2 separate regions of the Homo sapiens genome follow, and region 2 is linked to region 1. Evidence: read pairs that join two places in POLR2A ChIA-PET (ENCODE). Cell type or tissue: OCI-LY7. All regions are shown on one strand. Each heading gives the region's core, and the rest is flanking DNA. Links, peaks and the distances in the headings are about the cores only. Region 1 overlaps FNBP1 (formin binding protein 1). Region 2 holds the start of LOC124902284 (a long non-coding RNA gene).

Evidence for each region. Peaks named below come from ENCODE experiments on the same cell type or tissue, not always from the same donor. Only the 100,000 strongest peaks of a DNase experiment are listed, where the experiment ranks them.
Region 2: POLR2A ChIA-PET joins it to region 1 with 11 read pairs; 4 of 35 experiments call an interaction of 5 or more read pairs at or near these places.

What each region holds. Positions count from the first base shown.
Region 1 is chr9:129,919,227-129,935,047 of GRCh38, forward strand. It overlaps FNBP1 (formin binding protein 1), which reads right to left. Exons shown (of 17, transcript NM_015033.3): 7 at 10,341-10,469; 8 at 7,969-8,115; 9 at 5,734-5,931; 10 at 4,618-4,800. Among named protein-coding and RNA genes, the nearest start is that of MIR6855, 58 kb to the left of the region's middle. RefSeq lists enhancers at 13,402-13,471, 13,612-13,711, 13,732-13,791, 13,812-13,961. In OCI-LY7, for the core only: no CTCF peak of the experiment used is centred there; no DNase peak of the experiment used is centred there.
Region 2 is chr9:129,722,159-129,734,410 of GRCh38, forward strand. PRRX2 (paired related homeobox 2) reads left to right here. Exons shown (of 4, transcript NM_016307.4): 4 at 59-516. The coding sequence ends at 194. It overlaps LOC124902284 (a long non-coding RNA gene), which reads right to left and starts at 4,709. Exons shown (of 2, transcript XR_007061815.1): 1 at 4,591-4,709; 2 at 4,131-4,174. RefSeq lists an enhancer at 2,554-3,053 and a silencer at 4,593-4,786. In OCI-LY7, for the core only: CTCF peaks have their summits at 4,639 (motif pointing right) and 4,860; a DNase peak (open chromatin) is centred at 4,603.

The DNA.
Region 1 (15,821 bases), core at 4,587-12,586:
AACAGAAAGACTGAGTCTGCCAATAACCAGCAAGAGAACAAGATAAAATAAATAAAATTAACCATAAGACTTTAACATATGACAAACAACTGGTAAGGATTTTCAAAATCTTTCGGTCAACTTTGATGGTATTTTTCCATACAATGAACTCTAAAATATGAAAAACGTACATCCATATTTTAGATATAAAAGTCTCTTGCACAGGCCAGAAAATGAAACTTTAATTTAAGCAATAAAATTCCCCTTTGTAGACTGCAAATGGAGAACATGCTATCTAGTTTCATTTTTCTTCAACTTACATAAAAATGAAACAATGGTTAATGTTCTGGCGGCATCTCTAAACATATTCAGTGAAACAAAATTTCCTTACAAATGTCAACAGCTTACAACAAATAACATTTTATCCTGTTTAATTATTTAGAAACAAAATCAGTTATGCTGAGATATGTTTGCATGGGATTTATATACTCTGATCATAGAAACAAATTATTGACATCTGAATCTGAAAGCTGCAAAACATGATAAAAGACATAATAAAATCACAGATTTGTTATTCTCTCAGGAACTTTTTCTAGTTAAATTATCGTTGGCATAATGCTGTTAAGTTACAAAGTAGAATAAATGAGAAGGTAGGAAGGGCTGTACCATGTTGGTCACGGAAGCTGTCAGCCATGCCATGGATGTCCCATGCAAGATCCATGTTGAGACTGCTTAAAAATGAAATCTATTTCTCCAAACTTTAGATTTGCTTTTTGAGCTTGTGCTTCCTCTTTTTTTGCACTGCTATGTCCTAGAGGAAGGAACATTAATTCTGACCCTAAGAACAGAATGACCAAAAGTGAGGGAAGCAAAACTATTTCTCTATTTCTTTACGATTGCTTCTAGTGGGTATATGTATGTGGTTTAACCTCAGGAAAATAAACACATCATTTGGGAAATTTTTTTTAACAAAGATTTGCTGAGCACACGTTTGAGGAGTAAGAAATAAAATTCATACTGCTGATTATGGTAAAACAGAGATTTTCCTTTAAATCATCAAAAGAACCAGTTTCCGATTCCCATTTCACTGTTTTAAGTGTTAATCTTTTTTTTTTAGACGGAGTCTCACTCTGTCACCCAGGCTGGAATGCAGTGGCATGATCTCGGCTCACTGCAACCTCTGCCTCCTGGGTTCAAGTGATTCTCCTGCCTCAGCCTCCTAAGTAGCTGGGATTACAGGTGTGCACCACCATGCCCAGCTAATTTTTGTATTTTTAGTAGAGACAGGGTTTCACCATGTTGGTCAGGCTGGTCTCAAACTCCTGACCTCGTGATCCACCCACCTCAGCCTCCCAAAGTGCTGGGGTTACAGGTGTGAGCCACAACGCCCAGCTTATCTTTTTCTAACCATCCTTTTCTTACATTTATTGATTACTGAATTCTTTGGTCTTTTTCTAAATAGTTAGAGAATATCATGAACCACAGATTCACAAACCATTTTTGGCCAACAGACTGTGTAATGTTAAGAGAAAACTGGAATAGACACATAAACAAATGGTAAACAATCATGAATATTCATCATGAGAGTCCAAAAAAATACAGAGATAATATATAAATATAACACATGAGTGCTTGGTAAAGCGGCAGAGATGGGTTAACTGACAGTTCATATGAAACTTTCAGTCTAGCAAAAACACCCTTGTCTTGGAAATTCTTGGATTAACAATGAGTGGAGTTCTAAACGCCAGCATCGTTGAGCCAAGAAGCTGCAGATTACTCAAGTCCTAATTATACATCTCAGCTCAATCCATCATCCACTTTTGAAGCTGTATTCTGCCTTCCACCAACGGCTTTTTTCACATCTTTAGGAAATTACATTTCTAATTCTTAACCTGATATGATAGATAGCATTAAAGCAAGATAATTCAAGATAATTCTACCAACTATAAATTTGAGATTCTCATATTAAAAGAACTCTGCATGTGAGGAAATATTGTTTTGTCCCCTATTTTTAAAAAGCATTGATAATAAACTTGTTATCAATTATGAATTTACATTCTTTACTTTTTTTTTTTTTGGAGAAAGGGTCTCACTCTGTTGCCCTGGCTGGGCTCCAGCAATCCTCTCATCCCAGCCTCCGCTAGGACTACAGGCACATGCCACCATGCCTGGCTATTTTTTCATGGGTTTTTTTTTTTTCTTTTTTGAGACAGAGTCTTGCTCTGTCGTCCAGGCTGGAGTGCAATAGCGTGATCTTGGCTCACTGCAACCTCCACTTCCCAGGTCCAAGCGATTCTCCTGCCTCAGTTTCCCGAGTAGCTGGGATTACAGGCACCCGCCTGTAATTAGCCGGACATTAACCATGCCCGGCTAATTTTTGTATTTTTAGTACAGACGGGGTTTCACCATGTTGGTCAGGCTGGTCTCGAACTCCTGACCTCAGGTGATCCGCCCTCCTCGGCCTCCCAAAGTGCTGGGATTACGGGCATGAGCCACTGTGCCAGGCCTCTTTTTTACACAGAGTTGTTTTTGTGGAAATACGATTGTCAGGTTAACAATGACTACTGTTATTCTTTTACTAGTAACCAGCTGTTGATTCCAAGTCTAAGAAGGACATCTCTCCTCTAGTTAATTAGTTGTAGTTTAGAATCTTTTCCCAGGCCAATGTGTCAGTTGACACTCAAGAAAGGATGGCATCCACCTCTGGCTTTGGGGCACTACCAGGTACTATTTGGAAAGAAGTAACCCAACCGTCAGTTGACTGGAGAGTCCAGGAGAAGGGAAAAGTAAAACTTATGTTTGTACAAGAAAGCATTCCACTACAACTGTATTGCAACTCCCACAGGGTAGGATTTAAAAAAAAAAAAAAGGAGAAAACCTTACTGGATATGTTAACGCTGCTGGGATTACAGGCGTGGGCCACTGGGCCCAGTCTAAAGATCTGTTTACTCATTATATTCATTATAAAAGATATTTTGGGAAGGCTTAGACTAGACTGGCCATTGAGAATGATTTGGGAATCTACACATTGCTTTATGCCAATCTTTCTCTGTAAACGAAACTGGTATCTACATTGGATGGCTGCATCAATTCCATTATCTCTATGATGTAAGCGCACATCAATCTTAATGAGGACAGCGGACTTCAATCTTAATAACAACCACTTACGAGTCAATATAGTAGTTTCTCCCTGAATGTGGATGTCACAGAATCTCAGACTCTGTAATCAGACTCCCCGGATCTAAATCCCGGCTCTGTATCTTCCCACCTTCACCTTTTTATGCCTCAATTTCCTTACAGTAAAATAAGGAAATATGAGTACTACCTGGGCTTCATAGGGTGGCTGGAAAAAAGTAAATGAGCACACAGAACAGAGCTTTGCACACAATAAGTGCTCAGTAAGTGTCAGCTGCTTTTATTGTTTCATCCTTTAAAGAGAAATTCTGCATCAGGCCCCTTCCAATCAACAGATATTTTATCAACATCTTATATAATCTCACTAAAATAGCGAATGAAACCACTGTGACTTATGACTCTTCTCCTTTCGACCCTGAGGCATAGCTCAGGCAAGTATCTTCATTACACTCACATTGCTTCAGTAGTTATTAAGGCAATATTTTCTGACTTACACAGTGACTTCCAATTCCTCATCTCATAGGTTGCTAGTTTTATGTTTTTATTATTTATTATTTTTTTTTAGAGATGGGGTTTGACTATGTTGTACTGGCTGGTCTTGAACTCCTGAGCTCAAGTAATCTTCCTGCCTCGGCCTTCCAAAGTGCCAGGATTACAGGCATGAGACACTGCGCTTGTCCTATTAATTTTTATATATTTTTTTAAGAGATGGGGGTCTCACTATGGTGTCCAAGCTGGTTTTGAACTCCTGAGCTCAAGCAATCCTCCTGCCTTGGCCTCCTAAAGTGCTAGGATTACAGATGTGAACTATCACGCCCAGTCTCAGGTCGCTAGTTTTAGAAATGAAATCTAAGTGGTTTTTTTTGGTAAAATTAAGGTAGAAAATGCATGACTTGGATGCTTTAAAGAGGAAGAGGGGTAAAGTCCTTCCAAAATGTACTAGAAACGAAAAGAAAAAGGCCGGGCGCAGTGGCTCACACCTGTAATCCCAGCACTTTGTAAGGCCGAGGCGGGCGGATCACAAGGTCAAGAGATCGAGACCATCCTGGCCAACATGATGAAATGCTGTCTCTACTAAAAATATAAAAAGTAGCTGGGCGTGGTGGCATATGCCTGTAATCACAGCTAATCAGGAGGCCGAGGCAGGAGAATCGCTTAAACCCGGGAGGTGGAGGTTGCAGGGAGCCGAGATCACGCCACTGCACTCCAGCCTGGTGACAGAGCGAGACTCTGTCTGGAAAAAAAAAAAAAAGAAAGAAACAAATAGAAAGAACTCTGGGCTGTCTGGTTTTCTCCTTTCTTCCAACCACCATGCTTCCTTCTTTCTTTCTTCCTCTTTCTGGCTTTTCTTTCTAGCTATAATGGTTTTTGTTTTTTTTTTTTTAACTTTTTTATATGTTATGGGAAAACACAATGGATTCATTCACAAACAAAATTAGTTATGCAGAACCAAACATGCAACCAAAGCACGCCAGAGAGACAGGATTCCGGAGCAGAACTTACCCCACGCTTTAGGCTCCTGAAGCAGTGGATTTTGGGTTTGGAGGTCATGAACTCGTTGAAGCGATGGGAGAGGGGTTCCTTTTGCTGCTTGGGAGACTGGGGGCCGTTGGGAACAGCAGAGGGTGAGGCAGAGGCAGGAGGGGGAGGGGGAGGCTGATGGGGGGATGTTAAAAGGGACATAAGCTACATGTAAGAGATGGAGCCGTGACAGAGTAAAAATCAGAAACAAGAAGACACAAAACAAAAATAAGCATCAAATAATATTTGAAATCCAACGCAAGTAAAACACAAACAATTAAATTTTAGGCCATGGTCCAAAAGAAAACATGTAGGAGGTGGTTAAATGAAGAATATGATGAGAGTTGGGAGGTTTAGTAAGTAATGCGACAGAAGAGCAAGAAATATCTGACAAGAAGCTCGTGCAGACTTTCCCATGCAAACTATAGCTCTAGTTAGTTACTCTAAACCAGCTTAAGCCAGAGGGTAAATATTTCTACATTACCTAAACTAACATAGCTTGATGGGAGAAAATGAAAGACCTTCAATGCTAAGGTTGTGGAAACAGCAGTCTGTTTAAATTAATAAATAGTAAGTCATTCTAAAGTTAAAGCAGTAATGCTGCCTTGATCATATTCTACGTCCCCAGGTTAATGCTGTCATGCACCTATGTATCGCACTATGAAAAGAAAATGAAAAATGTTCATGGGTACACATGTTAACATGAATTCAAAACCAAGTTATTAACATGGTAACGATTTCCAGTAGATGTGCGGATAAAGTGTTACAGGAATGTCCCACTACATCCTCTCTCCCAGCCAAGGTAACCAGCAGTCTAGGAGAGGAAGGAGGGAAAGGCATGAGGCGAAACGGTGGAGAGGTCAGTACTCTGTTAGTGTGGGAGTCACGGTACGAGGATAATGCATCTGAAATAAGACACAGGGCCATGGCAAAGATACCACCACCAAAAAGAAATACTGTCTCAACATAAGGTAGCACACTAGCTTCTTCTTTTGCATTCTGAAACTACAGGTTTAGGATCTTAGTTTTTCTAAGACTAAAAGATCAAGTCAAAATCTCCACACCTTAGAAAACTCATTTCACGCCAACCATCAGTACCTTATTTTTTTTGATGAACGGCCATAACTTTCCTTTGGATTTGCCACCAAATTTGAGGTCTGGTTTGCCTTCTCCTCTGGAATTTGAAAGGCTGTTATCTGACACAGTGCGCTTCATTGGCTGAGTGTAATCCTCAAATTCAATGTCTCCAGGAGGCTCAAACCCTGATTTATAAGCTTCTATTACCAGCTGTGAATCCTGAAATTATACCCACAAGCATATAAATACATTCAGAAGCATGCAAACACTTTTTAAACAATGAATTGGCCAGGTGCGGTGGCTCATGCCTGTAATCCCAGCACTCTGGGAGGCAGAGGCGGGTGGATCACGAGGTCAGGAGATCAAGACCATCCTGGCTAACATGGTGAAACCCCGTCTCTACTAAAAATACAAAAAATTAGCCAGGCGTGGTGGCGGGCGCCTGTAGTCCCAGCTACTCAGGAGGCTGAGGCAGGAGAATGGCATGAACCCAGGAGGCGGAGGTTGCAGTGAGCTGAGCTCGCGCCACTGCACTCCAGCCTGGGCGACAGAGTGAGACTCCATCTCAAAAAAACAATGAATTATGATGATCTCATACAGATGATAACTAACGAAATTGTACTGATTGATAATAACTTTTTTCCTAGTAGCTTTTTTTTTTTTTTTTTTTTTTTTGAGACAGTCTCAATCTGTTACCCAGGCTGGAGTGCAGTGGCGTGATCTCAGCTCACCGCAACCTCCGCCTCCCAGGTTTAAGCGATTCTCCTGCCTCAGCCTCCCGAGTAGCTGGGATTACAGGCATGTGCCATCATGCCTAGCTAATTTTTGTATTTTTAGTAGAGATGGGGTTTCGCCATGTTGGCCAGGCTGGTCTCAAATTCTTGACCTCAGGTGATCCGCCTGCCTCGGCTTCCCAAAGTGCTGGCATTACAGGCTTGAGTCACCACAGCTGGCCAGCTTTTTTCATTCTTCTCAAAAGCCATCATTTGAGCTTTTCATCCGAGCTTTTAGAATTTAGAACTATTGTTTTCTGATTTTTTTGTTTGTTTTTGAGACAGAGTCTCGCTCTGTCACTCAGACTGGAGTGCAGTGGCGTGATCTTGGCTCACTGCAATCCCTGCCTCCTGAGTTCCAGCAATTCTCGTGCCTCAGCCTCCCGAGTAGCTGGGACTACAGGGGCATACCACCACACCCAGCTAATTTTTGTATTTTTAGTAGAGATGTGGTTTCACCATGTTGGCCAGGCTGGTCTTGAACTCCTGGCATCAAGTGATCCACCCGCTCCGGCCTCCCAAAGTGCTGGGATTACAAATGTGAGCCACTGTGCCCAGCCAGCAGCATAACTTTTATGTTGAATATTTGTGTCTTCAAATTAACAGTAAAAGCCTATGCTGGTGTTCTAGTTTATATTTTTTTGAGAAATAGGTCTCTAGGAATTCAAATGGAGAACACTGCCCTAAAGCAGTATTCTCAACCAGAGAAGCTTTTGCCCTCCCAGAGGACATGTGACAATGTGTGGAGACATTTTTGATTGTCACAACTCGGGGAGTGCTACTGGCCTCTGCTGGGTAGAGGCCAGGATGCTGCTAAACATTCTGAAATGCCCCCAACAAGAAAAATGATCTGGCCTGAGATAATGTCAAAAGTGCTGAAGGAACCCTGTTTTGGCCGGGTGCAGTGGTTCACACCTGTAATCCTAACACTTTGGGAGGCTGAGGCGGGCGGATTACCTGAGGTCAGGAGTTCGAGACCAGCCTGGCCAATATGGTGAAACCCCGTCTCTGCTAAAAATACAGAAATTAGCTGGGCGTGGTGCGGGCGCCTGTAGTCCCAGCTACTCAGGAGGCTGAGGCAGGAGAATCGCTTGAACCCGGGAGGTGGAGGTTGCAGTGACCCAAGATCACGCCACTGCACTGCAGCCTGGGCAACAGAGCGAGATTCCATCTCAAAAAGAAAAAAAAAAAAAGAAAAAGAAAAAGAAAAAGAGAAAGAAACCCTGCCTTAGAGGAAACAAAGCCTTTACCTTTTTTCCAGGAAATACTTCAATTCAATTCTGTCATGTCTCGGACAATTTACCACTTAAATGTGTTTACCAAAAAAGGAATTATACAGCTAAATCCAAGACACAGAGCATGTGTGACCACCAAAAGCAACCATCCACCATGAGATGATGACATGAGGTCAAATGGAAAGGGGATGGGGAGAAATAATGGATCTGCAAATAGTTATCAATGAAGTCCAAATGGCAATACTTACATTTTTCTGATCAATTGATTCGGCTGCTTTTACTATTCCATCCAGGCACTTCCCAATGATTGGGATCACCTGCCGATCAACCTCTGCATATGTCTTCATGGACTCTCCCATTCTCACAATCCTCCTTTCCTCCATCTCTTGTATTTTCTGCAACATTAGATTTTGTATAAAGTAAGTTTGGTCCATTATTATTAAACAAAGTTGTTTTTCGGCAGCATTGTTACCTCTAACAAGTTCTCTTTGAGGAAAAAATGGGTTAGAGTTAGAGCGGCTCTAAGTACACGGAGCCTCCATATTACCCAGCTGTACATTTATTTTATAAATTGCTAGACATGTTAGGCTGCCCAAATATATGCTTTGCACAATTCCATTCTAATTTTAGTAAGAATGCCAAACTCAATAGTTCTTTTTTGTTTTTCTTTTTGTTTTTTTGAGACGGAGTTTTGCTCTTGTCACCCAGGCTGGAGTGCAGTGGTGTGATCTCAGCTCACTGCAACCTCTGCCTCCAGGTTCAAGTGATTCTCCTGCGTCAGCCTCCCAAGTAGCTGGGATTACAGGCCCCACCCCCCCTCCCCCCGCCACCACACTTGGCTAATTTTTTGTATTTTTAGTACAGATGGGGTTTCGCCATGTTGGCCAGGCTGGTCTCCAACTCCTTACCTCAGGTGATCCACCTGCCTAGGCCTCCAAAGTGCTGGGATTACAGGCTTGAGCCACCACACCTGGCCAATAGTTTTATTACTAACACTATTTGTAATCTACCTCAAACGTTTTCTCCATCTTTAATCTACTACTTTACCTTTTACCAAAAGCACAGTATTTAATTAACTGCCTCAGCCCAATACATGCTAGTGTATCTTCCAACTATAATTTACAAGGACTTGTTTGCTGTGTGTGTAGACACCAAGAAGCAAATATATTATTTATTTTTTCTACAATTGGACTCAAAGTTGCAAAAAATCTGTAAAATGGAAGAACATATGTCTATCTTTTCTCATACCATTTTTGACAACCTAACATGAGCAAAAGAAAACAATCCAAAAGAAAGAACTGTCATTTGTTTAAATCCTATAACTCTATGAATGCTGCTTTGACTTCTATAGTTAAGTTGGCATTTTTATAACCACAATCATCCCTTTAGCAAAGACAGCATTAATCACAGAATCATAGTTTAAGACTGACAAATAGGCGCTGTGGCTCACGCCTGTAATCCCAGCACTTTGGGAGGCCAAGGCGGGCGGATCACCTGAGGTCAGGAGTTCACGACCAGCCTGGCCAACATGGTGAAACCCCGTCTCTACTAAAAATACAAAAAAGGTAGCCAGGTATGGTGGCAGGTGCCTGTAATCCCAGCTACTCAGGAGGCTGAGGCAGGAGATTCGCCGGAACCCAGGAGGTGAAGGTTGCAGTGAGCTGAGATCATGCCACTGCATTCCAGCCTGGGTGACAGAGCAAGACTCCATCTCAAAAAAAAAAAAGAAAAAAAGAAAAAAAGAAAAAAGACTGACAAATAATTGGCTGCAGGTGCAAACTATAGAAATTTGCAAAGTTATTGATTAATCTTGAGATTATTATATTTCATTCATATTGCTAGTCAATGCTTGATCTAGATGCTTTAAAAAATGATTTATCATGCCTATAATCCTAGCACTTTGGGAGGCCAAGGCTGGAGAACTGTTTGAGTCCAGGAATTTGAGACCATCCTGGGCAACACAGCAAGACCCTATCTCTATAAAAAATTTAAAAATTAGCAGGGCATGGTGGTGCATGCCTGTAGTTCCATCTACTTAGGAGGCTGAACTTGGAGGATCCCTTGATCCTTTGAGCCCAGGAGTTCAAAGCTGCAGTGGGTCGTGATTGTGCACTGCACTCCAGCCTGGGCAACAGAGTGAGACTGTCTCAAAAAACAAAAACAAAACAAAACAAAAAAAAGGGCCAGGCATGGTGGCTCAGGCCTGTAATCCCACCACTTTGGGAGGCCGAGGTAGGCAGATCACCTGAGGTCATGACTTTGAGACCAGCCTGGCCAACATGGCAAAACCCCGTCTCTACTAAAAATACAAAAATTAGCCGGGCCCAGTGGTACGTGCCTGTAGTCCCAGCTACTCGGGAGGCTGAGGCAGGAGAGTCACTTGAACCTAGGAGGCAGGGGTTGCAATGAGCCGAGACTGTGCCATTGCACTCCAGCCTGGGTGACAAAGCAAGACTCTGTCTCAAAAAAAAAAAAAAAAAAAAAAAAAATTAGTGGAAATTTGGAATTATATAAAGACTCAGACTCAGAATACAAACCCAGCAATCACGATTCAGAAGTGTCATGTTTCTAAGGAAAGCAAAGCATAAAACATGAAATCTGAGAGATGTTCAGGACTTACCTGGAAGATGTTGGGGATGTGAGTATGGTAATATTCATGCTGCTCATGGTTGAATTTCTGGAGAATGGATGAGTAATCTGCTTTGCTGTCCTCTGCCATTTGGTGACGTATTTGAGCTTGTTGTCGGGCCTTAGGGCAAAAACAAGAATACTCCTACGTTTATACACCATAGATAAAAGCCTGGGTGCAATCAATAAAAGCCTAGAACTGCACACTGGGATGCCTAGGGGCCAGATTTACCTCAAATGTATTCCGCGGGTGCTTTTTAATGTTCTGAATTGAATTGACTTTAGGTAAGCAATGTGCATCCTAGTTTGTATAAACCTCCACCATTCCCTACTGCCTTAACGTGGCGTGTACCTTCTAGTTTGACACACCATTCTATACTGTCTGCACTTGGGCCAATTTACATTATTTGGATGACCCTTGTGGGAACCTCTGCTCATCTCATATACACATTTTTTTTTTTTTGAGGAGGGGATGAGAAATTCATTTTTTTTTTTTCTTTTTTTGAGACCAGGTCTCGCTCTGTCACCCAGGCTGGAGTGCAGTGGCACGATCCTGGCTCACTGCAGCCTCAACCTCCTGGGTTCAAGCAATCCTCTTACCTCAGCCTCTCAAGTAGCTGGGACTACAGGCGTGCACCACCATGCTTGGCTAATTTTTGTATTTTTTTTGTAGATAGGAGGTCTCACCACATTGCCCAGGCTATTCTTGAACTCCTTGACTCAAGCAATCCACCCGCCTCAGCCTCCCAAAGTGCTGGGATTATGGGCATGAACCACGGTGCCTGGCTGGGAAATCCATGAATTTTTAAACCCAGTTCTCAATGGGGTTCATGCACTAAAAAGGCATATGAACCACTGACCTAAGGAGACTTTTCTAAAGCTCTCTAGCATGTTTATATTTAGTATATATGCTAAAGAGGGAATAAGTATGGCAACTTCTTTATGCTTTTTATGTTTTTTGAGGAGTGCTATTTTATGTTTTACTGCATTGCTTTTCTCCTAAAAAATCAATAATTTACACATTTGTTTTTCTCTAATTCATATTCTGATTGATCACATACCTAAAAAAGGGGCAACAATTGTTGACTAGTTGCAGAATGGATTTTAAAGTTCAAACAGGAATGTCTATAAATTCTAAAGTCATCCAGAAGTACAAGAGGTTGTGCCGTTAATACCACCTTAGATTCACATAGCATTGTGGTGTTATTTTGATAAATATAATCTTGTGAATCTCTAACACAATTTGAGGTCCACACAAGGCAAAAAACTACCTCCTGCCAGATGAAGATAGGGTTTTTGGTCTTTAAGTGACCTGGCAAATTCACTGCAGTAAGCCAGAAACACAACAGGAAATAGGCTGTCTTCCAACATAACCAGGGCAACTATTTGTTTGTTTGCTTGTTTTTGTTTTGTTTTACTGAACCAATGTTTCAGAAAACTAAGACCTGGCTGGGTGTGGTAGATCACGCCTGCAATCCCAGCTCTATGGAAGGCTCGGGTGGGCAGATTGCTTGAGCCCAGGAAACTGAGACCAGCCTGGGCAACATGGTGAGACCCCTCTCTCTACAAAAATTAGCTGGGCATGGTGGTATGTGCCTATAGTTCCAGTTACTCAGGAGGCTGAGGCAGGAGGATTGCTTGAGCCTGGGAGGCTGAGGCTGCAGTGAGCTGTGATCACTACCACTGCATTCCAGCCTGCGCAACAGAACGAGACCCTGTGTCAAAAAATAATAATAACAAATAAATTGGCTGGGCGCGGTGGCTCACGCCTGTAATCCTAACACTTTGGGAGGCTGAGGTGGGCAGATCACAAGATCAGGAGATCAAGACCATCCTGGCTAACATGGTGAAACCCCGTCTCTACTAAAAAAAATACAAAAAATTAGCCGGGTGTGGTGGTGGGTGCCTGTAGTCCCAGCTACTCGGGAGGCTGAGGCACGAGAATGGCGTGAACCCGGGAGGCGGAGCTTGCAATGAGCCGAGATCGCGCCACTATACTCCAGCCTGGGCGACAGAGCAAGACTCCGTCTCAAAAAATAATAATAATAAAATAATAAATAAATAAATAAATAAATTAGTTGGGTGTGGTGATGTGTGCCTGTGGTCCCAGCTACTTGGGAGACTGAGGTGGGAGGATTGCTTGAGCTCAGGAGGTCAAGTATACAGTAAGCTGTGACTGCGCCACTGCACTCCAGCCTGGGTAACAGAGCAAGACTGTTTCAAAAAACAAAACAAAACACCAAACAAACAAAAACAAGAAAATTAAGACCTAATCATGAAAGAAAGAAAATCAGAAACACAAGAAAAAGACAGAAAAGAAGAAAAGAGAGAAAGAAAGGGAAGAAAGAACGAAAGAGGCCAGGTGCGGTGCCTCACGCCTGTAATCCCAGCACTTTGGGAGGCTGAGGCGGGTGGATGACGAGGTCAAGAGATTGAGACCATCCTGGCCAACATGGTGAAACCCCGTCTCTACTAAAAATACAAAAATTAGATGGGCGTGGTGGTGGGCGCCTTTAGTCCCAGCTACTTGGGAGGCCGAGACAGGAGAATCGCTTGAACCCAGGAGCCGGAGGTTGCAGCGAGCCGAGATCGCACCACTGCACTCCAGCCTGGGCGACTGAGCCAGACTATCTCTCTCAAAAAAAAGAAAAGAAAAAAAAAGAACAAACGAATGAAAGAGAAAGAAAGAGAAAGTGAAAGAGAGAAAGAAAAAGGAAGGAAGAAAGAAAAGAAAAGAAACACATGAGAGGAAAGCTGAAGTATTTGTTCCACTTTCTTCTTGATGGGAACATTTAGTATTGGCTTTTTTTTTCATGTCAATCTTCTTTATTGGTTTCCTGCCTATGTGACTTGAAGGGTTAACCTGAATTTCACTTCACACATTTTACTCATACTCATCTGGTGAAAGCCTAAGGTAATTCACAGTTGCTTCCCTTATTTTCTTCCCTATTCACACGTGAACACTTCCCAAATGAAGGTAACAATATCAGTATTTCCAAACACATTTCCTTATTACTGAGGTTTTTTGAGTTTCTTAAGGCCTTTGGATCTGTCGGTGCCATTTTATCCTCTTTTCATCTACCCTCAGTTGATTTCAGCTGCCGCATTCTTCCTCTTTGTTGGTGGCCTGTTAACTCCCTTCCTGACCATATGCCTTGGCGTCTGCTTCTTCCTGTGTCCACTAGTAAATATATTAGTCTAGCCCCAAAATGTTAAGTACCCAGCTACCCTCAAAAATCCACCCCCTTCCAACACACAGTAGCCCTCCTCTGTTTAAATAATAGCTTTCCCACCTACATGCATTCCATCTGTTCCCCGAGCCCGTCCAGCACAAATGCCCTATTAACTCTTCAGCTGCTGAGTTTCATCATGTATCATTTCGCTATGAATGTTTAAAAAAAAATTCCCATTAGACCTCAAATTTCTAAAACAGTCTCTATTTTATTCACAAGGCTTCCTCAGAAAGTCTCACAAAAATCCAGTGGGGGATTTCTTCATCTCTTCTGTAAAGAACAGCAAGAGCTCAGGAGGTAGTTTCCCCGTTTATTTTGAAGATTCTATCTAAGTGAGTTTTTAAAATAACTTAAGATCTCAAACAGGCATCACATCAGAATGCCATCATTATATATAATATGTATGCATGTACTTACACGCACACACATACACACACACACAACCCATGAGAGCAGATAAAAGCTTTCTGACAATAAATCCACTCACGCCAATATTTTAGAATATTTTACCCAAGTAGAATATTTTACCCATGAAAGCTGGTGCCAGAGGTACCCCACCCAGCACCATTTGGTTGGAAGTGGCTGTGATCCTCTTCCTGTAGCTCCACAGAATCCCTAATCATGTTTTAGCTTTAGCTGCATAATTCCTTCTGTAAGCATATTACCTCCTAATAGATTCATAATGCCCTTTGCCCTGTTTCTATGCAGTAATCCTGAAAACATAACAAGGGCCCTAGACGTGAACTGTGGAAGACGCTGAATAAGGACCAACATGTCTACAGTCCAGCCTAGAAAGTAAGCTGTGTAGAAGATAATAAATCAAAGTATATTTTAGACGGTCTGCCTTTTATGTTAAAGGAACACTGTCTCTCCAGGAGTTTTTCTTCCATGCTTGGACATACAATTGCAAAGGACGATCTATTTCTACAGTCTCACTCACTCTCACTGACTACAAGGATAGGGAAACCTTCAAAAACAGCAAAATACTGTGATACATCAGATTCTCCAAAGCCGCAGCAAAAAGACAGGACTGTCTTTTTCTCAGTCCCTGCATCCAGCTGCTTTGAATTAATATCCACTTCTGAAACTCTGGCCTAGGAATGCACCATTGTTCTAACCAAATTTCACTATGGAAAATCTATTTCTGTTTAGCAAATTGTTTATTTGACAATGGAATTTAAGAGTCGCTAAAACTAGTGTTGAATCAATTACTCATTATGACAAAAATACCTTTAAAATATCTTGTATTTTGGAGAACTTATTTGGGATAACAGTTAATGGTATTTTGGAGACTATCTCCTAATGTCTAAGACTAAGTGGAGCTAATAAGCATCATGACTTCTCATCTCTTTTTAAAAGTCAGTCTAAAAATAGCAACTATTACCTCAAAGAGATAGTGTTTCCATTCTAAACCAGACCATAAGCTATTCTTTCAATTAAATTAAATTTCCCATTCTGAGAATAAAGACACTGCATCTTACAGCAATATTACTACAGGGCAGAAAGATGTACAGAGAGTTGGCTTGTTTTACTTGCAACGAGTCAGTGTCACAGAATTTCAAGATAATGTTCTAAAAAGTCCAGAATAACCCCCGCTGCCTAGGCTGGGTCACAGACGTCTTAGAATCAGATCTACGCTGCTTTTGTTGTCCAACAGGAAGACAGAATTTAAACTTGAGAATTTTTTGACAAACCCTTGGGAATCTCCCTCAAATAAATCCAAACAGACCTAAGGATGTATGGCTTATACATGATTTCACTTCTTGGTAATTTTTTTTTTTTGAGACAGAGTCTCACTCTGTCGCCCAGGCTGGAGTGCAGTGGCACAATCTTGGCTCACTGCAACCTCTGCCTCCCAGATTCAAGCAATTTTCCTGCCTCAGCCTCCTGAGTATATGGGATTACAGGCACCCGCCACCACGCCCGGCTAATTTTTGTATTTTTAGTAGAGACAGCGTTTCACCATGTTGGCCAGGCTGGTCTCGAACTCCTGACCTCAAGTGATCTGCCTGCCTCGGCCTGCGTTAGCCTCCCAAAGTGTTGGGATTACAGATGTGAGCCACCACGCCCAGCCCACTTCTTGGTAATTCTTAACATAGTCCATTCTCAATATCATTATGGAACTAAGCCATACTGCCTAAAAGGTCAGAGTTGCAGTTTCTAAATAAAGAAAACAATATTTTAGAAACTGAACTGTAGCCCAATATTTTGAAATCCTAATGGGTTTAAAGACAAAAATA
Region 2 (12,252 bases), core at 179-8,178, 200 kb before region 1:
GCACTGATACCCAGAAGCCAACCGCACCCATGTGACCTGTGTCTCATGTCGCCCCCAGCACAGTGCCACCCTACAGCCCTGGGAGCTCAGGCCCCGCAACCCCAGGGGTCAACATGGCCAACAGCATCGCCAGCCTCCGTCTCAAGGCCAAGGAGTTCAGCCTGCACCACAGCCAGGTGCCTACGGTGAACTGAAGTCCAGTCCCACCAGGACCCAGACGCCTCCCTGGGTGGACAGCAATAGAAAAGGGGGCAGACGCCCAGGAAGTGACCTTCTCCTGGATGAGCTCTCCTGGCCCGTCTGTCCAGCCTGGACTCCCGAGCCCACGAGGCTGTTGAGGCCCCTGCAGCCGGGCCCAGCTCTTCTGTCCTTGGCCACCAGAGACTGCAGCCCACAACCCTTGGAGGGGTTGGGCCGGAAGGTGGAAGAGCCTGCCAAGGACCTCATTTAGTTTGTGTATTAAAACCAAAAAGCTTTTGTCTTTAAGAAATAAAACCATTTTTTTAAGCCCCAAAAGGTTGCAGGAAGGTGGGTAAGGGCCGCAAACAATGTTGGTGGCTGAGATGAGAGCTGGGACCCCACAGGGCTGGATGGCCTTCCTGGGCCCTTTTCTGGCCTGCAGCAGGCATGGAGACCGCCTCGGCCTGGCTCAGACCAGCAGCCATGGGAGGCCCACTGCCCTCATATCTGTACTGTTCCCGGGAATGAAGTCCTCTGTCACCCTGCAGGGCCCCCAGAAATGGGGGCTGGGGGGGTGGGAGAGGAGGACAGAAACCCACCCTAGACCCCATCTCCCATCTTGAGTCCCAAGGGGACACCCAGATGTTTGGGCAGAGCCTTGCTGTGTGAACCTGGGCAGGGATCGTCTCCCCATCCTATTGCGGGGCAGGATGGGTGATCATGGATTCCTAGACTGGCCAGAGGGTGTGTGGGACAGATGGAAGGACATTCAGTCCCTTGCTTCTGGGCACACAGAAGGCGTGGGATCTCTCCGGCCATTTAACCATGAAGGGGCTGAGGAAATGGCCCAGAAAACAGGTGCAGACTGTAGGTCCCGGCCAGGCTCCCAGGACAGCTGAGGCCAGCAGAAGACTCAAGTCCCTCAACCCACCCATTTGCAGCCAGTAACTGAGGGTGCCACCAGCCAGTGACACCACTTACGAGGGATCTGCAGAAAACAGGGGTGAGGGATGGTCTGAGGCCAGTCCCTCTACCTGTCCCCACGCCCACCAGGGAAGTCAGGAGAGCCTTTCTGCTCAAAGTCACCCCAGTCCAGCCCCCGGGAGGTAGGACAACACTCCCCCATCCCAGAGGGCACAAAGACGGTCAGCCCTGGGCAATGGTGGTGGGAACCCTGGCCCTTGGGGTGGCGGGGTGGCAGATGGCACAGCAAGGAATCTCGATGGAGTCAATGAGCTGGGCCAGTTCTCCAGTATCCCGCCCTGCCCATGCAGGGTCACCATGCCCCTAAAGTGCCAGCCATGGGGCTCCACACATGAGTAGTCTGCACGGGGACAACCTACTTTCTTTTTCTTTCTTTCTTTCTTTCTTTCTTTCTTTCTTTATCTATCTATTCTATTTTTTTGAGACGGAGTGTTGCTCTGTCGCACAGGCTAGAGTGCAGCAGCACGATCTCAGCTCACTGCAACCTCCGCCTCCAGGGGTTCAAGCAATTCTCCTGCCTCAGCCTCCCAAGTAGCTGGGATTACAGGCGTCCGCTGCTACGCCCAGCTAATTTTTTGTATTTTTAGTAGAGATGGGGTTTCGCCATGTTGGCCAGGCTGGTCTTGAACTCCTGACCTCAGGTGATCCACCCACCTCAGCCTCCAAAAGTACTAGGATTACAGGCGTGAGCCACTGTGCCTGGCCCCCACTTTAGTTAGAAGGTACAGCAGCTACACTTGTGAATAAAGTGAGGACCATCTCCCACCTGCCCCCAATACACCCCTGAATACTCTTCCCCATACTCCATCCGGATTTCCACCACAGAACGTGGCCCCTTCAGATGTGCAAACACACCTGGGGAAGAGTGACCGCCCGGTCGCTGTGTGACTTCTTCCTTCGGTGGCTGGACGGCTTCCTCCCTGGCCGCAGCAGGGCCTCTGACCAGCAGGAGAGCCTGGGGCACCAGTGGGGGCTGGGGTGGAGGGGAGGGGGAGTTCTGCTGAGGTCTACAGCTGCTCAGCCCCACCTGACTGTGAGGGCCAGGCCTGTGCCCTGGACTGGGGGAGGAGGGGGAGTCAGATTTGTGTTTTCTGGCTCAGTTTGGCCTCTGCCTCGGGTAAGTGCTTTCTGGACCTCCATTTGCCATTCTTGCACTGAGAAAATATTATGAAACGCAAGGTTCCTGGCCGCAGAGGCTGCGCCATGCTATGAGGAGGCAAAGACAAAGGAATAATTACAGCACCACTAAGGCTATGAGGGGGTGCTGCAGGGGCCCAGGGAGCACAGACGGGGCCCCAAACCTTGTTGAAGGCATCTGGGCAGGCTTCCTGGAGGAGGTATGCCTGAGAGGATGAAGAGTTCACCAAAGAGGGGGGAGGGGCAACGGTGTTTCTGGCTGAGGGGACTGCATGAGTGTAGCCCTGGGGCAGGCCAGAAGCTTCTCTTTGGGCCAGTGGGAGCTGTTCCCGGGCTGGATCTCCTGGTGCCGGGTGAAGGTGGAGAGGAACAGGAACTGGCTCAAACGAGGTTTGTGTGGCCGGGACTAGATGTTTGGATGTCACCCTGTCTGTGGGGAGCCATGGAGGGGATTTGCTTGGTGGAGGGACGTGCCCTGAGCCTCCATGAGGAAGAGGGACCGTGGGCTAAGAGTGAAGGAGACAGCCCCTTGCGGAGGCCAGGGCGGGTGTCCAGGTGGGAGGGGCTGTGGCCTGGGCCAGATGGGGACAGAGTTGGTGGAGCTGGGAGATGTTTCGGATGCAGCAAAAAAAAAAAAAAAAAAAAAAAAACAGGAATTGGTGACTTGGTGATGGGCTGGGGAGACTGGGAGCCTTCAAAGCCAGTTTGCAGACTGGGCACGTTGGCTCACGCCTGTAATCCCAGCACTTTGGGAGGCCGAGGCGGGCAGATCACTTGAGATCAGGAGTTCGAGATCAGCCTTGCCAACACGGTGAAACCCCGTCTCTACTAAAAATACAAAAATTAGCCAGGCGTGGTGGGGCACACCTGTAATCCCAGCTACTCGGGAGGCTGAGGCAGGAGAATCACTTGAACCCAGGAGGTGGAGGTTGCAGTGAGCCGAGATCAGGCCACTGTACTCCAGCCTGATAGAGTGAGATTCTGCCAAAAAAAAAAAGCTGGTTTGGGGTTAGACACACAGGAGTGACCAGGAAGAAGAGATCCTGGCCATGGGACTTGCCTGGTGGAAGCCTCTGGAAGATGCAGGCCTGTCCTCCCACCCAGACAAGAGCTGGGGTCCAACCTGGCTTGAGTGTCCTCCTAGGCACAAAGCTTGCTCCCTTTCCCCATCTGGGGGATCTGTGCCCGCATTTGGTCCAGAGCATGGGGGCCCAGAGCAGAGCACTCACGGGCAGCCGGGAAGAGCAGGCTGTTTTCCCCCAGGAAGCACTAACCTGGGAGCTCGTGAGTGGACAGACCCCCCAACCCAGGCCCCTGGCCAGTGCTCCAGGCCTGGTGCAGGCATCTCAGGCCTTTCTACTTTTCAACCCAAAGGGAGGGCACCCTGAAGAATCGCCAGGCTGAGGCTGCCTGTGCAGTGATGAGGTCACACCAGGTGGGGGCCTGGGAGGCCAGTCCCAGGAAGGCCAGCTTCAGAAAAAAACGGGGACCTTCCCACGGAGGTGCTGGCCTTGCCGTTGGACCATGAGGATGTTAATGTCACTTCCTCCGAACGCTCTAGAGAAAACAAACCAGCTTAATCGTTTACACATGCTGCTCCGGGAAGCTGAGGGAGGGGTCGAGGCAGCCCTCCCTATAAAAGAGAAAATATTCAAACACTGCTGTCGCTATTGTAGCCCTAATTGCAGGGCTGTGTGGGCAGCTTCCTGGGCACCCATCCCAGGGTATCATTTTTCCATGAGGACAAGGTACCTAAGGCCCTGCCCTGGGCTGAAGAACTTGCTGCCTTTGCCCATTTGGCCAAGTGAGCTTGAGTTTGGGAGAGGGCATTGCGTGTCTCTGCTTTTATTTTTTTTTATGTGAAATAAAAGAACTTGAGAGAGAAAGGGAGGGGGAAGGAGAGAGAGAGATTGAAGGAAAGACAGTCAGCTCTTGCAAAAACCCAAACCAGAGAAATAAAGACTAGAGTTTCTGGTCCTGTGACCCTGGACAAGGCACTTCTCGGGGACTTGGTTTCCTTGTCTGTAAAATGGGGATAATTACAGAACCCACTGCATAGGGTTGTTGGCACAAAGTTCCCGCCCATAAATGGGTGCCTCAGTGTTTACGGTGGAGGAGCACAGGGTGAGGGATGGAGTTTGAGAAAATATACGTACTCCCCTTCCTGGGGTGAAATGGCACTTTCTCTGTCCAGAGACCCGGCATACCCGGTCCAGAGGCTCTTCCCCCGTTCCTTTGATGTCCACTAGCCTTAGGAGCCCCAGCTGGGGACCCAAATCAACTTGGTACCTCCGGCTCCTGCACCTCTGCTTCTCGCCCCTGGGGGGCGCCGTGGGGCCGCTGCAGGGCCCTGGACTGGGTTCCCGCGATGTGGCCGCACACACCCCATCCTCTCCGCTCTCCTGGGAGATCTCCAGGGCTGGCAACGGGCTCCTGACCCAGCCTCCTCTGGAAAGACAAAGAAACAAGCAAATCCCAAACCACCAGCAGGGGTTACAGCGTTTACAGAAGCCTTAGGAAACAGGAACCAACAGCCGTGAAGATATTCACATGCTTTCCCCCAGCAAACCCGTCTCTAAGCTCTACTTTGAAAAATAATCAAAATCTCAAAATCGGGGGGCGGGGGAAGCAATGTGCACATCAGTGTTTATCACATATTTTATACGTGCAATGTAAAAAATCTGGAAAGACACAAGCCAAAATGTGAGTAGCTTAATTTTTTTTTTTTTTTTTTTTTTGAGACTGAGTCTCACTCTGTCACCCAGGCTGGAGTATGGCACAACCTCGGCTCACTGCAACCTCCACCTCCCTGGTTCAATTGGTTCTACTGCCACAGGCTCTCGAGTAGCTGGGACTACAGGCCTGCGCCACTATACCCAACTAACTTTTTGTATTTTTAGTAGAGACAGGGTTTCACCATGTTGGCCAGGCTCGTCTCAAACTCCTGACCTCAGGCAATCCACCTGCCCGGGCCTCCCAAAGTGCTGGGATTATAGGGCTGAGCCGCTCTGCCAGGCCAATTAGCTTAAATTTTATGGTGACTCACAATCCACGAGTCTCCATATTTTTAAAATAACTTTATAGAAAAAACAATCTTTAAAAAGAAAGCAGGCCAATGTAACAGCCTCGAGTACATAATAAGGTCTTCAAAGGTTAAAAAAAAATGTGCTTTTGGCTGGGACTGGTGGCTCACACCTGTAATCCCAACACTTTGGGAGGCCGAGGCGGGCGGATAACGAGGTCAGGATTTTGAGACCAGCCTGGCCAGCATGGTGAAACCTCGTCTCTACTAAAAATACAAAAATTAGCCAGGCGTGGTGGCGCACACCTGTAGTCCCAGCTACTCAGGAGGCTGAGGCAGGAGAATTGCTTGAATCCGGGAGGCGGAGGTTGCAGTGAACTGAGATCATGCCACTGTACTCCAGCCTGGGTGACAGAGTGAGACTCCGTCTCAAAAAAAAAAAAAGTGCTTTCTTCCCTGTGTTTTGTGTCCCCCTGGTGCCTCACACAGAGCTAGATGTGTCCTCTGGATACTTGCTGGTCAGTGGAGGTACTGGAAACAGTGTGTTTGAGAACATCTGTCTCCCAGGCTGGAGTGCAGTGGTGAGATCCTTGCTCACTATAACCTCAAACTCTTGGACTCAAGTGATTCTCCCGCTCTGGCCTCTCCAACTGCTGGGATTACAGGTGTGAGCCACTGCGTAATGGCTCTCCAAGAACTTCTTAATTCTTAGTTCACACCTTAGAAAAAGTGGGAATGGATTGAGCTTGGGATATAAGGCAGTCAGGAATGAGCACCTTGAAATCAGAAGGGGGACTCAAAAGAGAGACGGTGTGGCAGATACAATTCTAACATGGCCCTGCCAGCCGGGCGCAGTGGCTCACACCTGTAATCCCAGCACTTTGGGAGGCCGAGGCAGGCAGATCACCTGAGGTCAGGAGTTTGAGACCAGCCTGGCCAACATGGCATCTCTACTAAAAATACAAAAAATTAGCCGGGCACAGTGGCGCACACCTGTAATCTCAGCACTTTGGGAGGCCAAGGCAGGCAGATCACCTGAGGTCAGGAGTTTGAGATCAGCCTGGCCAACATGGCATCTCTACTAAAAATACAAAAAATTAGCCAGGCGTGGTGGCACACACCTGTAATCCCAGCTACTCGATAGGCTGAGGCAGAAGAATCGCTTGAACCCGGGAGGTGGAGGTTGCAGTGAGCCAAGATCACACCACTGAACTCCAGCCTGCACTGCAGAGCAAGACTCCGTCTCAAAAAAAAAAAAAAAAAAAAAAGATGGCCCTGTGATTCCCACCCCAGGTAGTCCCACCTTTGTGTAATCCCTTCTCCTTGAGCGGAAACTGTGGCTTGTTTCTGACAAATAGAGTGCGGCAAAGGTGAAAGGATTTTTCAGATGTAATTAAGGTCTCCACTCAGTTGACGCTGATGTAAGCAAAAGGAAGATTCTCCCTGGTGGGCCTGACCTAATCAGGCGAGCCTTTTGAAAGATCCAGGTTGTCCCTGAAAGAAGAGATTCCAAGCAGACAGCCACTTTCCTGCTGAGCTGGAAGACGCAAACAGCTATGCTGTGAAGTGCCTGCGGAGGGGGAGGCCGCCAGGAGCTGAGGGCTTCAGTTTCAGAACCACAAGGAGCCCAATTCTGCCTACAATTCAAACAAGCTTAGAAGAAGACACTGAGCTTCAAGTGAGACTCAGCCTGGATGACACCTCGATTGCAGCCCTGGGAGGTCCTGAGCACAGCACCAAGCTGAGCCTCGCCCAGACTCCTGACCTACAGGAACTGTATGATCGTAAGCGTGTATAGTTTTAAACTGGCAACTTGTTACACAGCCATAAAAAACTAACACAGGTGGGAATGAAGCTTGAAAGTTTACCTTGGCTGGTGCGGTAGCTCACACCTGTAATCCCAGCACTTTGGGAGGCCGAGACGGGAGTATCACCTGAGGGTCAGGAGTTGGAGACCAGCCTGGCCAATAAGGTGAAACCCCGTCTCTACTAAAAATACAAAAATTGGCCAGGCGTGGTGGTGCACACCTGTAATCCCAGCTTCTCCAGAGGCTGAGACAGGAGAATTGCTTGAACCCGGGGGGGCAGAGGTTATAGTGAGCCGAGATTGCCCCATTGCATTCTTGCCTGGGCGACAGAGCAAGACTCTGTCTCCCCCCCGCAAAAAAAAAAAAAAAAAAAAGAAAGAAAGAAAAGAAAGTTCACCTTGAGCTTGGCCTCCCTTGGCCCACGGGACACCCAGGGAACCCCCAGACCTGCCACAGAGCAGACTGGATGGTAGGCCCCTGCTCTAATTACCTGCCAGTCCACAGTAAACAGCCTCTTGTCTTATTTATCTCCTTCCTGGCCATTCTGCACAGTCAACAGGCCAGTTGTCTAAAACACAGCCTTGATCACGGATCATGTCTCTTCCCTGCCTAGAGCCTCCCTTGGCTCCCCAGGGCCCTTGCAGCAAAGATCAATCACCCAGGCCAGGTGTCTACAGTGCCACCATCCAACCTTAACCCCGCCTCGTCCCTACCCAGATTTTTTTTTTTTTTTGAGACAGAGTTTCGCTCTTGTCACCCAGGCTGGAGTGCAATGGCACAATCTCGGCTCACTGCAATCGCCACCTCCCAAGTTCAAGCGATTGTCCTGCCTCAGCCTCCTGAGTAGCTGGGACTACAGGCACCTGCCACCACGCCTGATTCATTTTGTATTTTTAGTAGGGACAAGGTTTCACCATGTTGGCCAGGCTGGTCACAAACTCCTGGCCTCAGGTGATCCGCCCGCCTCAGCCTCCCAAAGTGCTGGGATTACAGGCGTGAGCTGCTGCACCTGGCCAGATTCTTCAGACAATCCTAACAATTCGGTCCCCTCTTTCCATTGTATCCCTCCTCCCTGTCTCCCTGTAGCAACAGCTTCCCATCCAACCCCTTTGCCAGCAAAAATCCACTCCAATGAGGTTACAATGTAGTGTCACCTTTTAAATTTTTTTTTATTTATTATTATTATTATTTTGAGACATGGCCTCACTCTGTCACCCAGGCTGAAGTGCAGTGGCATGATCTGGGCTCACTGCAACCTCCGCCTCCTGCCTCAGCCTCGCAAGTACCTGGGACTACAGGCATGCGCCACCACACCCAGCTAATTTTTGTATTTATTTTTCGAGATGGGGTTTCACTATGTTGCCCAGTCTGGTTTCGAACTCCAGTCTCAAATGATCCACCCACCTGGGCCTCCCAAAGTGCTGGGATTACAGGCGTGAGCCACTGCGCCTGGCCAAGTTCAATTCTGGACAGTCAGCAAACATAATAAAAAATATATATAACTCCGTGTTATAATTTTATATTTGGAAAATGGAAAAAAAAAGCCCTAGTTTCATAATTCAAACTTCTAAAAGTGAAGCTACTCAAACTCTTCTTGGCTGGTGTAGATACTGAGGGGGCAGCCACCGTCAGCTGGGTGGCCTCAAACCTGCATCTCTAGGGACCATCACAATAACATCATCAAAAGGGGCTTAGAGGTGGAGAAACACTGCCTACCTCCCAGGCTCACTCTCTCTTTTAGATATATATATCCACATATATCCATATGACATTATATATGTTTAACATGCATAGTAAAAGAATCTGGAAAGTCATAAACGATAATGTGACCAGTGACTTTTTACAGGGAGGTGGGATTCTGGGTGGTCCCTATTCTTTATATATATACTTGTAAATTTCTCTACTTAGGTACTAAAAATTGACAACACTCTAAAAAATCCTGTCCAAATTGGAACCATCTTTTTGGAGGACAATATGTACTACACGTCCCAAACAGACATGCCTTTTTGACCCAGCAGTTTTACTTCTAGAAACATATTTTAGGAGGGGCACAGTGGCTCACGCCTGTAATCCCAGCACTTTGGGAGGCTGAGGCAGTAGGATCGCTTGTGTCCAGGAGTTTGAGACCAGCCTGGGCAACATAGCGAGACCTTGTCTCTACAAAAAAGTCAAAAAATTGGCCAAGTGTGGTGGTGCATGCCTGTGGTCCCAGTTATTTGGGAGGCTGAGGTGGAAGGATCACTTGAGCCCAGGAGGTCAAGGCTGCAGTGAGCTATGATTGTGCCACTGCACTATAGCCTGGATGACAGAGCAAGACCCTGTCTTGGAAAGAAAGAAAGAAGAAAGAAAAGAAAAGAAAGGAAGGGAGGGAGGGAAAGAAGGAAAGAAAGAAAAGAAAAGAAAAGAAAAGAAAAGAGAGACGGGGAGGGAGGGAGGGAAGGGAGGAAGGAAAGAAAAGGAAGGAAGGAAGGGAGAGAAAGAAACATACTTTAACGAAATGGCTGTGAGGTAGGAGGTGGGACTCAACTCTGGAGGTGGGGCTCAGACACCGGACCAATTGAGGACTAGCCAAAACAGGGACGGGGGCAGAAGCAGCTTTCCATACCACAGATCACCAGTGTGCCATGTCAGTTTACTATCGCCATGGCAACACCCAGGAGTTACCCCCCATTTCCATGGCAATGACCCAACAACCCAAAAGTGACTACCCCTTCCCTAGAAATTTCTGCATAAACTGCCCCTTAATCTACATTAATTAAAATATAATTAAAAGTAGGTATAAATATGTCCGCAAAACTGCCCTGAGCTGCCCCTCTCTACCTGTGGGGGTAGCCCTGTTCTGCAGGAGCAGTCACGGAGCTGTGACACCGTTGCTTCAATAAAGCTGTTTTCTTCTGCTCTACCATGGCTTGCCCTTGAATTATTTCCTGGGCAAAGCCAAGAACCATCACGGGCTAAGCCTTGCTTTGAGGCTCGCCTGTCCTGCATCCGCTGTGCACAGAGATTGATGTACGAAGACGCCCATTGAAAGCATGGCATGTGCTCATGCACCCTGATGAATCAATTATCCAACAACGAGGGCTGATTAAATAAATGATGAGGGTCTCCAGGATGATGATGTACCGTGCAAGGGCACTGTCACAGTTCATGCCACTGACCACCGAGACCCCTAGGAGTACATGCAGATGTATGATCAAAGGAAATTCTCAAGCGATGATAAAAAAAGCAAGTCTTAGGTGTCTCTTCAAGGCTGTGAGCCCCGAGCACAGACAGCACTCACCGCTGTGACACACTGGCGTCTCCCCGATGCTGAGAAGCCCTCTGTAAATATCTTTTGCTGTGGAATTCCATCCTGAATATAGTCTTCAATTTGGTCCGGTGGGGGAAAAAACAACCTGAACCTCCCTGTGGCCCTCTGCTTGTATCCACACACACGTGCATGTACACACTCATCATTCACATCCGTTTCTTCACTTAACATATCTTCCCCAGGAGCCGGGGACACAGGCACGGCAGAGAACGGCACAGACCGAAATCCCGGTGCCCCTCAAGTGCACATCCTAGGGGGACACGGGCAATGAGATAAAGACACAGAAGGTAAAGGGGGTCTGCACACTGACGACCTCGAGGTACCTTGCTGGCCTCTTGAGAACTTGGCCTTCCTCCAAGCAGGATCAAAGCCACCTGAGGGCTTCGCACACAGGGGTGATGGGGGCCTCTGACTCTGGGTGGGGAGTGACCGTAAGGGCCCAGGGTAGACTCAGGGATCCAGTCGGGAGGTACTGCAGTGACCCAGGGCCTCACTGCAAGGCGCTTGAACAGGAGTCCCAGAGCGCCCGGAGCCCGGCCTGGGTCAGCCTCCGCATGGTGATTCCTGGAGGGGTTGATGTTTCTCTTGTGAGCTCTTGTGAGCTTTCCTGTAGTTTCTAAACCTGTGACATCGACCATTACTTGCAAGTACATATAATTAACAAGTTCAGAAACTTAAACAAGCCTTTCTTTAAGACAGAGTCTCGCTCTGTCACCCAGGCTGGAGTGCCGTGGTGCGATCTCGGCTCACTTCAACCTCCGCCTCCCGGGTTCAAGCGATTCTCCTGCCTCAGCCTCCTGAGTTGCTGGGATTACAGGCACCCGCCCACCACGCCCAGCTAATTTTTGTTATTTTTAGTAGAGCTGAGGTTTCACCATGTTTGCCAGGATGGTCTCGATCTCCAGACCTCATGATCCGCCCACCTCACCCTCCTAAAGTGCTGGGATTACAGGCGTGAGCCACTGCACACGACCTAATCTTTGTATTTTTAATAGAGATGGAGTTTTGCCATGTTGGCCAGGCTGGACTCGAACTCCTGGTCTCAAATGATCAGCCTGGCTGGGCCTCCCAAAGTGCTGGGGTTGATTTACAGGAGTAAGCCACTGCACCCAGCCTAAAAACATAAACAAGTTTTAATTCAAGCGATGCCTCTCCTGGGAAGCCTGCCTGGATTCTTACCAGCCCCAACAGATAATCCCTCTTTGGACTGCCTTGAATTAGAAACAGTGCAACCTTCCAGCCTGGCCTGCCTGGAAACCTGTTCCCAACCGCAGCATCCTCCCAGGATACACACACAGAGGCCCAGGAATCCCCTCAATCCTGTGGATTCTGCCTTCCCAGGGGGTCCCCAGGTTCGATCCCTGCCTCGCAGACCAGCATCCAAGGCGGTGAACAGCAGGTCCCTCTGTCCACTGTCATCATTGCCTGCCCTCATCCTCACCCTCAAGGTCCTCACGCACCAGGGAGGTTCTCAGAAGCCTTGAGACATTAGACTCATTAACCTGTTTGTCGAGGGAGCCCCAGGAGGTCCTTGGTGGGCCTGTCACGAGAGATGGGGGAGCCCAGGTGGGCAGGGCACAGCTGCCATCACCTGCCATGGGCTTCCTCCTAAGAAGGTGTGTGGGGTGGGAATGAAGGCTTCTGTAACATGAGATCTCACTGACATATCATGAAAAGAGGCCCCCAGATTGCTATCCTGTTCCCTGGGCCTTGGGTCTACATGAATTCCAACTGCTCACTCAGAGCTCGGGAGAAGATGCTCCAGACAGTGGGCCCCAACTAGGGCAGCTTCAGCTTTGCAGGCCTGGACC